2 separate regions of the Mus musculus genome follow, and region 2 is linked to region 1. Evidence: chromatin loops called from intact Hi-C (ENCODE). Cell type or tissue: heart. All regions are shown on one strand.

Region 1 (8,000 bases):
CATGTAGGAGAGCCAGCCCTGTCCTGCGCCTCACCTGGGCAAAGCAGGAGAGCTGGCCCTGGTGGTGTGGATACAGGAGAGCTGGTGGGCTGACCAACTCAGCTAGCACCCAGGCCCAGACCCAGGGCTTTGAGTTGGCCCACCCTACATGTACCCCATCTATGAACTGCTGGAGCATGTGGTATGAAGGGGCTGGTCCTGCAGAACTAAAGCTGCAGGCTCTCCATGACACAGGGCAACAACAGGACAACTGAGAGGAGTCCTGGTGAGGATCTAGCATTGAGAGTGTGGCAAAAGCCAGAGGCCTTGAACCAGATCTGTTTAGACAAAAGGGTATACTGCGTGACACACCATGACACACTGAAGCCTCCACTATGAAATTGTTTGTTTTGTTTTGCTTTTTGTTTTGTTTTGTTTTCTTTGGGGGGTGGGGGGGGTTGCAAGAGCAGAGGGTAGATATGGAGAAATGGGGAGATGAGCGGAACTGGGGTGCATGGTGTGAAATTCACAAAGAATCAATTTTTAAAAAAAGTTTAAAAAGTATATTTGGGGGCTGGAGAGATGTTTCAGCGCTTAAGAGTGCTGGTCGTACTTCCAGAGGACCTAGGTTAGACTCCCAGCCCCCACATGGAAGCGTACCATTGTTTGTAACTCCAGTTCCAGAAGATCTGACTTCCTTTTTTGGTCCTTGAAGGCATTGTTTGCACATGATGCACATACACACGTGCAGGTAAAAACACCTACATACATAAAGTAATAAATCAATAAGTCTTTAAAAATATTTTTGAAGATAGATACTATATAAAGTTATATTTTTAAAAGAAATTCAAGAGAATTAAAACAAACAATCAGCCTGATGCTTATCTATGTTTCTGGTCATGGGAAGACTTTAGGAGAAGTAATGTTGGGGAACCAGAAAGACCATGCAGATAGATGCAGCTGCTGATAGAACATGTTGGGTGGCAGACCCATACTTCACAAACTTACACTGTTTTGCTCTGTCAATAGATCTAAGGAGAAAAGGCATGCAAGCATCATCAGAGATATTAAAAAGTAATCCCCATTTATTCAACAAATGCTACATACAATCGACAAACTCACTGGAAACCAAGGGACTAGCTGCAATCGCTGCATTTCTTTCTACCGCTTTGGTTCTGGCCAACACATTTAAAGAAAGAAAGAGTTTAGAGGTTGTATTAGTCAGTGAAGGCTAAGAAAGAAAAAAAAAGCCCTAAACAGAGCAACATCATCAATAGCTATATAAGTGCAGGCTGCATAAAATAATAACTCCAGACAAAGTGCTTTCATCAACAACTGTGTATTACCTCACAGTCTTATAGTCTTGGAGCCTTAGGTCTAGTAGGGTTGATAAGTCCTCTTATTGGTTCTTAGATATTGCCTTCCCATGATGTATGAATCTCTTCTTATAAGGGTGCTAATCCTATCGGATCTGCCCCTTTGGCTTCATTTAACCTTAATTACTTTCTTAGAGACACAGTTACACTGGGGATTAGGGATTCACCATGAATTTTGATGGGGTACAAACGTTCGGTCAATAACAGATATACAAAATGGAGAGAAATTTATATTTAGAAAAAATCTTATTAGAATATTTAAATTTATATGAGAACTAATGACAAATTGAAAGGTGTCAAAATAAAAATGAAACACAATGAAAATCATTAAAGATGTAGGGAGTGTGAAACCACAGCATCACAACACAACATCAGTAGCATCAGAATAAGAAACACATCCAGGAGTAAATCTAAATTCAAATTTTAAAAAATCATTATTATTGAGTCACATGATGACTAACCTGGTCTCATTTTTCAAGGTTCTGTCCTTCTAGGATTCCTTACTCCTTTCCTTTCCCAAAATCTCTCAATACTGAACAGAAGTTTATATACCTAATTTAAAAACCAAAAACTACTCGTGGTTGTTATTTCATGATATGAAAGACTGAATCATTTATATAATTCTAAAAATCAGGTATGAACTACTTTTTCAATTATCTAACTTCATCCTTAAATAAGTATACACATTCATTAGATTTAATACAGTAAACACTTTCTGGTTTAGCCCCACAGATAGCTGACGAATAGAAAGAAGTGTGGGCAATCTGTAGGTTGCAGAGTGAGGAGTTTTTCATATCATGGCTTTGGAAACTGATTTTCTTGGCATATGAGCTTCAGGTCAAATTGTCCTGTTACCCCAGGCTTCCAAATTATTCTGTGAAAATTAAAACTTTGAATATTTTTCTTTGCAATCTATGGGTTTTCTTGTCAATGGAAGGAATTAACAAAGGTTTGGTGTATTCCTTTAGAAACAGTTTTCCTTCAACACAGGAGTGTTCAGATTGCTCTATCTTTGCTAAAATGAGAGGTTGAGTTCCACTCATTAAGCAATGCCAAGAGCTTATATTATAAGCATAGTTTATTTCACCTAGCTGGCCTTCCTTTCACCACACGCCTAATTTGTGGAACTATACATAATTTTCCTGCACATATACATATAATACATAGAACTATGTGTGGTATAGGACTATGCTTACAATTTTTTTCAACCCAAAATGGCAAACTTAAAGAGCTTCCAATTTTAGAGAACAAAACACAATAGGCAGCTTAGTTTCTTTAAAAAAAAAAAAAAAAGTGTAGCTGGTCCTTGGTGATTCAGGCCTGTTTCCTTGCTGCATGGGACACTAAGGCAGGAGGATCACAAGTTCAAGGCCAGCTTCAACTACTTTATAAAGTCAAGGCTGTCCTGGGTAACCTTAGTGAGAACCTTTCTCAGCATAAGGGAGTTCTGTGCATACAGAACTCGACTGTAGAACTGGGGGAGAGGGAGTGGGAGTGGGGATGGGGCATTTGTTTCTGTCTATAGCATCCTGGTTTTAAAAACCTCTATCCACAGAACAAGAATAGAACAAAGTTAAGTTTACGTTGAGACTTGACTGAGTTTTGTAGGCTGCCATCTCTACAATCTGCCTTAGGAACTAATCCAAGTTTGATGTTTTGGGAGACCTAATTACCTCTATTGCCACCTACTGGTACACTTATCCATGTCTGCATGAATTCAGCTAATAGTTTTCTTGCCTCTAAGGAAACAAAGCTTCAATAAGAAGAGAAATGAGCTGCCAAAGAGGCTTCGCCTATGTGGCTGCGTCTGCTTAGTTTCCACATGGGGCGACTAGTCAGGAGGGGAAACTCTGAGGGGCCAGACCCTGTCCCTTAGTGAGTCCCTAGCATAGAAGTAAAAGCTGCAGCTTGCTGTGTAGACCCCACAGGGTTCTCTGAACAGTCTCCTGGTTAACAGGTTATCTCCTGGAGCTCATTTAAATATGGATTATCCCCCACCCCCAGTGTAGCAAAAAACTAGTTTTTAAAAACACTGAACAATTTTGAGTGTTGATTTTTTTTTCAAGTCAAACATTTTTTTAAATTTATTTTTGTTGCAGTATTGCTAAGTTCTGTTTTTCTAGGAATTTTCCCATTGATAACGAATTTGCAAATTAACAAGTGTGCAGTAATGTCTTTATAATCTTTTTTAAAATAGGAATTTACTTTAAAAATGTTTAATAGTTTATTTATTTTTATTTCATGTGCATTGGCATTTTGCCTGCATGTATAAGTATGTCTGTGTGAGGGTGTCAGACCTGGAGTTACACACAGTTGTGGGCTGCCTTGAGGGTTCTGAGAACCAAGCACAGGTCCTTTGGGAAAGAAGCCAGTGGTCTCCAACCCCAGGTTCCTTTTTGTGTGCTAAATTCTGAAATGTAATAGCTCTTTCTTTAATCGAAGCACTTTGATATTTGTAGTTGTTTCTTTGTTTTTCTTTTGTAGAACATGATTTTAATATTTCAACTGTTGATATTCAACAAACAGAATAGTTATTTTAAGATATATTTCATTGTTATGTCTCCCTCTTCATTTCTGATTTATTAATTTGGATACTGTCTCTGTGCCCGCTAGTTAGTCTGGCTAAGGGTTTATCTATCTTGTTGATTTTCTCAAAGAACCAGCTCCTGGTTTTGTTGAATCTTTGTATGGTTCTTTTTGTTTCTATTTGGTTTGATTATTTCTTGCCGTCTACTCCTCTTGGGTGCATTTGCTTCTTTTTGTTCTAGAGCTTTCAGGTGTGCTGTCACACTGGTAGTGTAAGCTCTCTTCAGTTTCTTTTTGGAGGCACTTAGAGCTGTGAGTTTTCCTCCTACCACTGCTTTCAGTGTCCCATAAGTTTTGGTATGATGTGTCTTCATTTTCATTAAATTCTAAGACGCCTTTAATTTCTTTATTTCTTCCTTGACCAAGTCATCACTGAGTAGAGCATTGTTCCGCTTCCATGTATATGTGTGCTTTCCATTGTTTTTGTTGGTATTTAAGACCAGCTTTAGTCTGTGGTGATCTGATAAGGTGCATGAGATTATTTCAATCTTCTTGTATCTGTTGAGGCCTGTTTTGTGACCAATTATATGTTAATTTTGGAGAAGTTACTGTGAGGTGCTGAGAAGAAGGTATATTCTTTTGCTTTTGGATGAAATGTTCTATAAATATCTGTTAGATCCATTTGGCTCATACTTATGTTAGTTTCACTCTGTCTCTGTTTAGTTTCTGTTTCCATGATCTGTCCATTGCTGAGAGTGGGGTGCTGAAGTCTCCCACAATTATTGTGTGGGGTGCAATGTGTGCTTTGGGCTTTAGTAAAGTTTCTTTTATGAATGTTGGTGCCCTTGCATTTGGAGGATATATGTTCAGAATTGAGAGTTCTTCTTGGTACATTTTTCCTTTGACCAGTATGAAGTGTCCTTCCTTATCTTTTTTTGATATCTTTTGGTTGAAAGGTGATTTTATTTGATATTAGAATGGCTACTCCAGCTTGTTTCTTGGGATCATTTGCTTGGAAAATTGATTTCCAACCTTTTACTCTGAGGTAGTGTCTGTCTTTGTCACTGAGCAAAATGCTGGGTCCTGTTTACATATCCAGTCTGTTAGTCTATGTCTTTTTTGGGGGGAATTGAGTCCATTGATGTTAAGAGATATTTAGGAAAAAGTGATTGTTACTTCCTGGTATTTTGTTGTTAGAGTTGGGATTCTGTTCTTGTGGCTGTCTTCTTTTGAGTTTGTTGAAAGATTACTTTCTTCCTTTTTCTAGGGTGTAGTTTCCTTCCTTGTGTTGGTGTTTTCCATCTATTATCTTTTGTAGGGCTGGATTTATGGAAAGATATTGTGTAAATTTGGTTTTGTCTTGGAATATCTTGGTTTCTCCTTCTATGGTAATTAAGAATTTTGCTGTGTATAGCAGCCTGGGCTGGCATTTGTGTTCTCTTAGGGTCTGTATGACATCTGCCCAGGATCTTCTAGCTTTTACAGTCTCTGGTGAGAAGTCTGGTATAATTCTGATAGGCCTGCCTTTATATGTTACTTGACCTTTTTTCCTTATTGCTTTTAACATTCTTTCTTTGTTTAGTGCATTTGGTGTTTTGATTATTATGTGATGGGAGGAATTTCTTTTCTGGTCCAGTCTATTTGGAGTTCTGTAGGCTTCTTGAATGTTCATGGGCATCTCTTTCTTTAGGTTTGGGAAGTTTACTTCTATAATTTTGTTGTAGATATTTACTGGCCCTTTAAGTTTGGAATCTTTGATCTCTTCTACACCTATTATCCTTAGGTTTGGTCTTCTCATTGTGTCCAGGATTTCCTGGATGTTTTGGGTTAGGAGCTTCTTGCTTTTTGCATTTTCTTTGACTGTTGTGTCAATGTTTTCTATGGTATCTTCTGCACCTGAGATTCCCTCTTCTATCTCTTGAATTCTGTTGGTGATGCTTGCATCTATGACTCCTGAGCTCTTGCCTAGGTTTTCTATCTCCAGGGTTGTCTCACTTTGTGATTTCTTTATTGTTTCTATTTCCGTTTTTAGATCTCGGATGGTTTTGTTCATTTCCTTCACCTGTTTGATTGTGTTCTCCTGTAATTCTTTAAGGGATTTTTGTGTTTCCTCTTTTCTGGCTTCTAACTGTTTACTTGTGCTCTCCTGTATTTCTTTAAGGGAGTAATTTATGTCCTTCTTAAAGTCCTCTATCACCATCATGAGAAGTGATTTTAGATCTGAATATTGCTTTTCCATTGTGATGATGTATCCAGGACTTGCTATGGTGGGAGAATTGGGTTCTGATTATGCCAAGTAACCTTGGTTTCTGTTGCTTCTGTTCTCATGCTTGCCTCCTGCCATCTGACTATCTCTAGTGCTACGTGCCCTCACTATATCTGACTGGAGCCTGTCCTTCCTGTGATCCTGGTTGTGTCAGAACACCTTCAAGTTCAGCTGTTTCTGTGATTCTATGATTCTGAGATCCTGTGATCCTAAGATTCTGGGTGTGTTAGAGCTCCTGGGAGTCAAGCTGCCTCTGGGACCCTGAGATCCTGGTGTGATTAAGCTCCTGTGATCCTGTGGACCTGAGCGTGTTAGAGCACCTGAGAGTGGAGTTTTTCTGGGTGTTGTGGGATTGGCTGCAGAGATGGCGCCCAGGTCTGCACAGGGCATCGGCTCAGACTGGAACCTGTGCTACTCTCAGGTGGAGTTCCTGGGTCTCACTGGTCCCAGTTACTTCCAGTGTTGGAGCAGCTGTTGTGGACACAACACCTCTGATCCTATAATCCAGAGTATTGATTTTTAAAAATATTAATCAAAGTGAAGGGTTTCCAAATGAACATAGTAGTCTCTCTCTCTCTCTCTCTCTCTCTCTCTCTCTCTCTCTCTCTCTCTCTCTCTCCTCAGTTATTTCATCTGTGGCCTCTCTGTTGTTCCATCCCTCACATAATTCACTCTCCAGTCTTTCTTACACCTATAGCTCCTACTCCATTTTTTTTTTTTTTTTACATGTTGATGCAACTCTTGCAGGTGGTAGTGCTAATGTGAGCACTGGTTCTCTTCCTGGTAGCCTTTATCATATCTTTATCATGACCCACAGTGATTTTCAAACTGTGGGTCATGACCCCCTTCAGGGTTGAACGTCACTTTCACAGGGGTCACCTAAGACCATTAGAAAAACACAAGCTATTTATATTATGACTCATAGAGGTAGCAAAATTATAGTTTTGAAAGAGATAATTTTATGGTTGAGGGTCACCACAACACGAGGAACTGTATTAATATGGTTGCAGCATTAGGAAAGTTGAGAGCCACGGATCTAAGGAATTCTTAATACAAGCCTACTTCATTCTACTTGGTTCTTGATGGTTTTGCATGTGAAATACTTGTCGCTAAACATATCCACTATCTAAAAGTGTGGGTAATTTGAATAATTAGGAGATTTTTATGTATGTGTATTTCTCTGTCATGAGTATGTTTATACATATTTATATATACATGTGAATGGAGGAAGGGGGACTTTTTTCAGAAATCTTAGCAGGTCTCAGAATATAGCATATTTCTCCCTGTGCTCTCAGCAAAGGCTTGTCAGATAATTTAATAAAGCATGAAAAGTATAAGATGGTATATTTAAGCTTTTGCCCATGGTTACCTATGTATTTTGATACTTGACACCCACTTAGCCACACATCTTACATAAATACACAGATCAAGGAGTCCCTTGGGCTGCCTTCTCAGATGCAAGCTTTGAGTGTAGTCTGTACATCAGCTTGGCTGGGCTGTAGGAAAAATAAGCAGGCGCTCCCAGCCAGAGGAAGTCATTTGCAGCTCCTCCCACACTTACTGGTGGAATCTCCTTATTTAAAACAAACAGAGCTGGAAGCTGCAACTTCAGTGGCTGGCTATTAGCAAGTTCAGTTGTCAAAACACAGACCTGGTCTTTAAACATATAAAATAGGAAAGCCCAAAGCCAACTCCTGACCATTAGTGTAGCTGGTGCCTCCTTTGACACATCTTTAGGACCCATGAGGGCCACGAGCTCTGAACACCTATAAGCTATGTTTAGAGTTTACTTGACCCCTCAGAAAGGCTCCCCCCTCTCCTTTCTCTCCCTTCCTAACTTCCAGCATGAGTTC
Region 2 (8,000 bases), 48 kb after region 1:
ATGAATTCAGTCTCTGGTCAGTGGCGGGTGGCTTTTATTATCACCTTAGGCTCTCAGATGGAGAGACGGGTGTTGGGAAATTATATCTCTCAATCAAGGTTTGTTGGCATGGGAGACTATTCCTAGGGAGCTAGCCACAACTTTCTGTGGGATCAATGTCACCCAACACCGTATTCCACATTTCCAAAGCTTATTCCCAAACTTTCCCTGTGTTCCCTCCTTGGGTAAACTTTAAATTGTGGCAGTTATACCTTTTATAACCTGCCCTGGCACATGAAATCAAAGATTCTTACCGGTTTTATTTCACAATAAACTTTTCCAACTTGTATTTTCTTATTATATAGTTTCAACTCACAAACGGTTCGGCTGGCCTGTATTTGTAGCCAGAAGCTGGCTACTGGCCCCAAATGCATTTTCTTCGGATCACAGTGCTAACACTAGCAAATTAAAAAACAATTAAATTAAAATTTTCTCAATGGTGCTTCATAGTTTCTATAAGAATTTTTCAGTCAGACACTGTAACCCCCGGGGTGCCCAGATAAGGAAAGTGACTCACAGAAACAGATCAGGAAAGTGGGGCTATGGGACAAGAAGCCAAGACCAAGTCTTTAGGTCTCAGGTACAGAATGTCTTGTGGTCATGGGAGGAAGTCATTGGGCGATGAATTGTCTCTGCTCTCTGTTTACCGCATTGCCATTAACATTAGCAGCACAGAACCTCAGTACAACCTAACCACAAGGAAAATCTGTAGGCTTGACAGAGGGAGCATTTCCTAAGCCTTGTAAAGAAATTCTAGAACTTCTACCTAAAAACAGGACATTTGTTATAGACACAAGATGAACTGCAATGTGATCTTGACATGAGGACCCAAGACAGGAGGAACACTTCATAGATATCATTTATTCAGATAAAATGTACATGATCTGGGGCCAGAGGATCACCTACTCTCTAAAAGATCATGTATTCGCAGAGGCTGGGTAAATAATATAATAATATATTGGCCAATGTGCTTAATCTATTTTTCAAACCACCTCTGTCTCTACTAATTTTTTGGCAAGCTTCATCAATTGCTGAGAAGAGTCAAAATCTCCAGCTTCAATTATGGACTTATCCATTTCTCCTTTTATTCTTGTCCATGTTTGCTTTGTATACTCTGAAGCTCTGCTCTTAGAAACTACTTATTCACCACTTTCTCTTCCTGACACTTTATCTTACTGATAAAGCCTCATTATCTTACTGAAATATCTTTATCTCTATCTGAAACCTATGCTGTATCACACTAAAACCTCTTAATGATCTACCTTTTAATGCTCAGTGCTTACATGGCCTATTCTTTATCCCCTTCAATTGTTGTTGCTATTGGTGTTTTTTCTTTAAGCACAGTCTAATGTAGCCCAGGCTTGGCTCCATTGCTATATAGCTGAGTCTGGTCCTCAACTGATTCTCCTGCCTCCATTTCCCGTGTGCCACTCTGTCTGGCCTTACCCTGTTACAGTCAACCACTCTGGATCAATACATCTAAATCCCTGTTCCTATTCAGCATCTTGTGAAATTCATTCGTTTGAGTCAGAGATTAGAAGTATGGGTCTCTGAGTAAATCAGCAAGGGGACATTTCTAACCTAAAATGTCAAGGTCAGGTGCAGAGCCCAATAGGAGTGGTCAGGACCTTGACCCATGTTAAAAATCTCATCACTGTGGGATTGGAGAGATGGCTTGGTGGTTAACAGCCTTTGCTGCTCCTCCAGAGGACCTGAGTTCAGCACTCACATTAGATATCTCCCAGAACCATGTTAGGCAGCTCACAAATGCCAGTAACTCTAGCTCTGGAGAATCTTATACCTTTTTCTGTCTTTTTAAGGATGTATATACATGTTGTATATATTTGGTACACACACACACACACACACACACACACACACACACACACACACACACACACACACACGATCTTAATAAACTCTCATCTCCCGAGCTTTCCATTTCCTCCCTAGATTGTTTCTGAGTCTTCTCACTTTAATCAGCATCTTTTTTTTCTTATCCAGAAGCCAACACTAGTCTTTGACCTTGTCATCTTCATTCATAACCTTTAGTATTTTTTTGTCTGACACTCCTGTCTTTCCTCTCTCCAACCTAAAGACAAAAGCAGGGCTGGTGAAATGGTTCAGCAGGTAAGGACACCTGCTGACAACCACCGGTCCACCAAGCTGGACAGCTGAGGGTGATCCCTGGGGCCCATGTAAGTGGAAGAAGAGAACAGACTCCTGCATGGTGTCCTCTGACCACCAGATTCCTGCTGTGGCATATGCATGTGCTGACGTATGCACAAACAGGAACTGTCTTCAGACACATCTGATCCCAATACAGATGGTTGTGAGCTACTGTGTGAGTGCTGGGACTTGAACTCTGGACTTCTGGAATCCTCTCCTGTATATTTCTTGGAATAGCCTACATTCTTGTGTTCCTTTTACCTCCTTCAAATCCCTCTGTAAAACTTCCTTTTCTTGGCCTTCAAATTTTCCCCTGCTCCTCAGCCACATCAGCAGGAGGCGGTGATGGCTCGCCACTCACTCAGTGCTTTGCTTATGTCTAAATCAGACAGTCAACGCCTCGAGGCTGAGGCTTCGTTCTCCCAGGTCCACACTTTGCAAAATGCCATCTGCGCTTACCACACTGTATAAATAATAAATAATCAAAGGAAAGAATCAGTAAACGGGTGCCAGATTGCTGATTAGCGCAAGCACTCAACACATTCAGAGTCGCTGCCGCCACCTCCGCCCGCCGCCGCTGAGACAAAACTGGTTTCTCCAGGAAAAACAGAGCAGTGCAAAAGAGCCTTGGATGAGATCCTTGGTCACAGTTCAATTTGGATGAGGTGGAGGACAAACTGTGGATGGAAGGGCTCCCAAGGGCAGCTTTCCTTCCTGTCTTTTAAAGGAATTTTCACGAGGACCAAAAGCTCTCACTGCTTCTTCTTCTGTACCCTGGCCCAGTGCCAGACAGGAAGGAGGCATGTCACGGACTTATCTCTTAATCTATGCCGCTAAACATAAAGAAGGAACTTGTAGTTCATCTCAGTGTCTAGCTTTGGAATTAGTATTTGAGGTAGACTCCTTCCCCTATCTTTTACTTTATTTTCTATTTATAGTGTTTTGCCTGCATGTATGCCTGCATATTTTCTCTCTCTCTCTCTCTCTCTCTCTCTCTCTCTCTCTCTCTCTCTCTCTCTCTGCGTGTGTGTGTGTGTGTGTGTGTGTGTGTGTGTGTGTGTGTTACATCTGCAAGCCAGAGAAAAGCTTAGAATACCTTTGAAGTGGAGTTCTAGATGGTTGTGAGCCACCATGTGAGTGCTAGGAATCCAGCCCTCGTCCTCTGGCAAAGCCAGTGATATCAACCATTGAATCATTTCTCTACCTCCTAGACTCTCTCACTCTTGACTAACTCTGAGACATTTCTAATCACCTGAGAAACTAAACCTTTATAGTAAACCACATTAGGTATTAATAATTTAGTACTCAAAATAATAGTGAATTTTGTGTGATGTTTTTGCTTAACAAGACAGATGGATAGCTATAACACACAATGCATACTTTTATTATGTGTAGTAAAAGTGTTATTTGTTATAGGGCATGAGTCAAGAAGATAGGTTAGGGACATGACTTGCAATCTATATCGCTTGCTGCATTCTGGGTACTTCCTCAAGATGCTGAGCCATTTCTTCCTTTAGGGTTCTGAATCTGTGAACTACTCAAGTCTGGGAAATTGGTTGAATGGCCACATATCTCTATTGCCCAGATTCCTCTCAGTTTGGTTGAACAAACCTGGAGCTCTTCTGAATTTACAAGTTGAGATTCCAGTAGACTGTCTATCTCTTAAGCTTTTGGCCCACTGCAGTGGTGACTAAGAAAGCCACCAAAATGAACTACCCGGCAATAGTAGATTCTTACACCCCCACCATTATGCCTTGGTCCTATTGCCCATGACTGAGACTATATCCCCTTTGGTTTTGGTGATTAATTCTGCCTCTTGGATTCTGCCACTCCAAGATCTAGTTGTTCTCATTGAATTCATAAGGAATTAACACTTGCTCTGCCTCACTCTGGAATTTTTTGGATCAGTTAGATGGCACATAAGAAGAGGTGTTTCATAAAGGCACCTCTTCAGGCATGTTTTTCTTATAGACTAGGTAACATGACTGTCCTCTGAATCCTCTTGGGGGTCAATCTAGGAGGGAACAGGATTACATGGTAACTCTGCATTTAGCTTTCATGAAACCTTCATATACCTTCCTCTTAAGTACTCTAAAATTATGGAGAACTCTAAAGAGCTTTTATTTGGGTGATATCTATAATTACCTTATATGTTTTTAAAAATTTAAAGCTTAGAACTTCAATAAACAGTCCATTGATACGATACCAAAACATAGTAACAGTTTTTGAAAGGTAAATTACAATGTGAAATGGATACTATATTGATTCTTTCTTTATTTTGTTGAAATCCATTTGTTAATCCTGAACTTTGAAAGCTGTTTTTATTGATTTGTAACATTTGTAACATATTTGTAACATTATATGGTGGTCACTTGCAAAATACTAGTTCACTGAGTTATGAAATTCATCGTTATTCATCTGAATTCCTGACTTCTTTCAGCGTTAAAAAACGACGAATTTCATTCAAGGTTAAACGTCACATTTGCTAGTATCAGAAATTATTACGATGTCAAAGCTTATGATGGTGGATACGTGTTTTCCAAATCTCATTTTCAGTCTGCTCTTCCAGGGGACACAGGTTCAATTTCCAGGTCCCATATGGAAGCCCAACCATCTGTCTTTCCAGTTCTAGGGGTTCTGACGCCCTCTTCTGGCCTCTGAGGGTATTGGGCACACACATGGGTACAGGCATACATGCAGGCAAAACACCTATACACATGAAAAAGAAAAAAAAAAAAACAATAACAGTGGTGACAAGATGTGCTTCCAATATCAAAGCCATGCCAGCACCCTAGTTGCTCAGGCATATAGTTTGATGCCAGCAACACTCTCTGAATGCTATACCTGTACAAGCCCGCCCAGCTCTCTGTCTTACATCCTGTTCCATCACCTTCAGTACACATTCTTGTACATTTTCAAAGCTTTCTGTCTATAAAAATGGGCACATTTGTGAGATCCTTTTTATATGCATGTACCAACTCTGTATGTTAGTCTCTGATCCAACAGCAACTTGAGTCGTGTGATGGTTTTAAAATCAACCAAGAAACATTTTTTTGTTTTTGAGAACCAAAGTGAACATGCAATTAAACAACAGAAGAGCAAGTCATGAAGCAGGACTGGAGAATGAGAATGCATACTTTCCCTATTTGTGACCTTGTCTTTCCAATCCTGAAGGAATGTAGGAAATCTTTCTAACCCACGGGGGTTAGAGTTGTTTCCTCGTTAAACGGGCTCTCAATGCAGAAGAATACAGAGAAACATCTGCATGGCTGCCAAGGTCACATCTTCCTCTGTCAGTATTAAGATTGCATTATAAATCACCGAGGTGGCTAATCATCCAGCAAACCTGGTTTGGATATAGCTCTTGGGTTGGGGGGCATCCCTGAGTTTAACTGGGGAAGGAAGACATTCCTTGACGGTGGGTAGTAGAATCCCATGGACTAGGGCTCTCATTGAGTGAAAGGGAAGAGGGAGAAATGCAGGTGAATACTGAGCACTCACCTCTGCTTGACTACAGATGCAATGTGATCAATCACCTGCTTCCTGCTCCCACCGCCATGCCTTGCTACTGTAAAGGACTTAATCCCATAAAACCAGGAGCCAAAACCAAACCAAACCAGAAAAAAACAAACAAACAAAAAACAAAAAAAAAAAAAGATTTTTTTCTTTAAATTGCTTCCACCAGATATTTTGTTGCAGCAACAAGAAAAGGGACTAAACTAATGCAATCACTAAAAGTAAAATCCTGAAGTCAGGCTGGAGGACACATTCAAATTCTACTATCAAATAGAATGCGGTTTTTGTTTTTTGAGCAATTCCTTAATTTTGTGGGGTTTCAGTTTCTTAGTAAGTTGAGAAGCAAGAGGGAATTCAGGTTCAGTCAATACTATACTGATTTTAAAACTAAAATTTTGGGCTGTGCATGGTCACACACCCCTTTGATCCCAGCACTAGGGAGGCAGAGGCAGGAGGATCTCTGAGTTCGAGGCCAGCCTGGTCTACACAGATGACTCCAGGACAGTCAGGGCTGCACAAAGCGAGACCTTGTCTCACAAAACCACCCAGCAGAGCCGTGAGGCTCTGAAGAAGGAGCTGCTGTCCAGGGATGGAGTGAGTGGTTCCAGGCTAGCTGTATAGGAAATGTTTTCAGTGTTGATTTCTTCTAGGTCTCTATGGTTCCTGTCATTTTTTTCCAAGTATGGGAAAAGCGCCATCTGGACATATCTATTCATGATGAACTGGCCCATGAAATCTGTTTTATAACTAGTAGACGCAAAGTAAGATCTTGAGACTTGACCTGGAATGATACAGCCTCCTCTCCCACTGACTAGTCCCTCCAAAAGGCCCCTTTCAAGGAAATGCCTGCCATTCTGTTGTCAAGGAAAGGCCTTGTTGACCAGGTAGACTTGCGATTCCCCAGTGACTGCTGTAGCAATCATAGCTGCAATCAGACAGGCAATGGGACAATGAACTATACATTCCAGCCCTGCCTCCGGGGACCAGCATGGAGTTGTTCTCTCACCACGGCTTTATTTACTTTGGCTTAATGAGAATCTCTCATCTTAAAACATAATGTGAGTTTAATGTTGATGACAAGGGTTGGGTGGCCTGTATGAAACCGAGTCGTCTAAGTCCCTGAGAAGACACAGCTGGTGCAGCCTCAGTACAAGTTTCTTTTCTCAGTGTGAGAGGTGCAACCCTGTCATGGAGGGAACAGCTCCAGAGGGGCCTGTTTGGTCTCAGGGACTCATTCCAACTCTGACACCTCCGACTAGGCTGCCCCTTTATACGAGGCAGAATAAAACGACTCTCACAGAGACCGGGGCTCAGGATGACATCAACATTTTTTTCCATCTGGAAGGAATTGAAATCACCAGTTAATTTCTTTGGTAGTCTCCTGGGGAGGAAAGGTTGTGAGTGAAATATCAGAGCTTGGAACTCAATTTAGGACAAATAGCACTTTCCCCTCAATGCACGCTAGATGGGAGAGGGGGATTAATCAGCTTCAATTCTTCCCTGCTTCCTGTCTCTGTAATTACCCTGGAGGAATGGTCAGGATCAAGAAAAACACAGCATGTGCCACAGTGTAGGGGAAATGGGCGAGACACTGGCCCAGTCACACTGGCGGTATAGCTTTGGAACTATCTTATGTTTTGGAAGTAAGGGGTGGTGTTGCCTAATCTTCCAGACCTTTCCATCTCCGACAGCCAGACTTCTGTGTCAGGACCTTTTCTCATTTCCTTTGCCTCTCCCGAGAAAGTGAACAGGGAGATGGGGTGGCCCCAGCTGGTGTGAAGGGGCATGACGACCACAGAGAGCTAGATGAGGCACAAATGATAGTTTTTCTTCTCTTTGCTCAAGTCCTGATCTCAGTCTTCTCATGACACCAAGCGGCTTTGCTTGCTTCCAGAGTCTGGCCTTGAGCCAAGGTGTTGTCCCTCTTTCCATCCTGTCTTCCTTCTCCCTTCTTCTCCCTTCTTTTCTTCTTCTTCTTCTTCTTCTTCTTTTCTTCTTCTTCTTCTTCTTCTTCTTCTTCTTCTTCTTCTTCTTCTTCTTCTTCTTCTTCTTCTTCTTCTTCTTTTCTTCTTCTTCTTCTTCTTCTTTTTCAAAAACAGTATTTCTCTCTGTAGCCCTGGTTGTCCTAAAATTTGCCCTGTAGACCAGGCTGGCATCGGACTCACAGAGATCCCCCTGTTATTGCTTTCAGAGTGCTGGGATTAGAGGTGTGCACCACCACCGCAGCTGGCCCTTTGTCCTGTCTTACATTGTTCATTACATTCCTTCTAAGCCCA

The links. Hi-C counts contacts between places; a loop is a spot of excess contacts. Peaks named below come from ENCODE experiments on the same cell type or tissue, not always from the same donor. Only the 100,000 strongest peaks of a DNase experiment are listed, where the experiment ranks them.
Region 2: a loop joins it to region 1, with 2.2 times the contacts of the local background. A loop is called at or near these places in 5 of 42 quality-filtered maps.

What each region holds. Positions count from the first base shown.
Region 1 is chr16:44,641,081-44,649,080 of GRCm38, forward strand. No RefSeq gene overlaps it. Among named protein-coding and RNA genes, the nearest start is that of Gm30311, 15 kb to the right of the region's middle. In heart, a CTCF peak has its summit at 3,050 (motif pointing left); a DNase peak (open chromatin) is centred at 7,671; H3K27ac peaks cover 625 bases.
Region 2 is chr16:44,689,042-44,697,041 of GRCm38, forward strand. No RefSeq gene overlaps it. Among named protein-coding and RNA genes, the nearest start is that of Gm30445, 28 kb to the right of the region's middle. In heart, a CTCF peak has its summit at 4,860 (motif pointing left); DNase peaks (open chromatin) are centred at 2,910, 6,910 and 7,380; H3K4me3 peaks cover 555 bases; H3K27ac peaks cover 1,158 bases.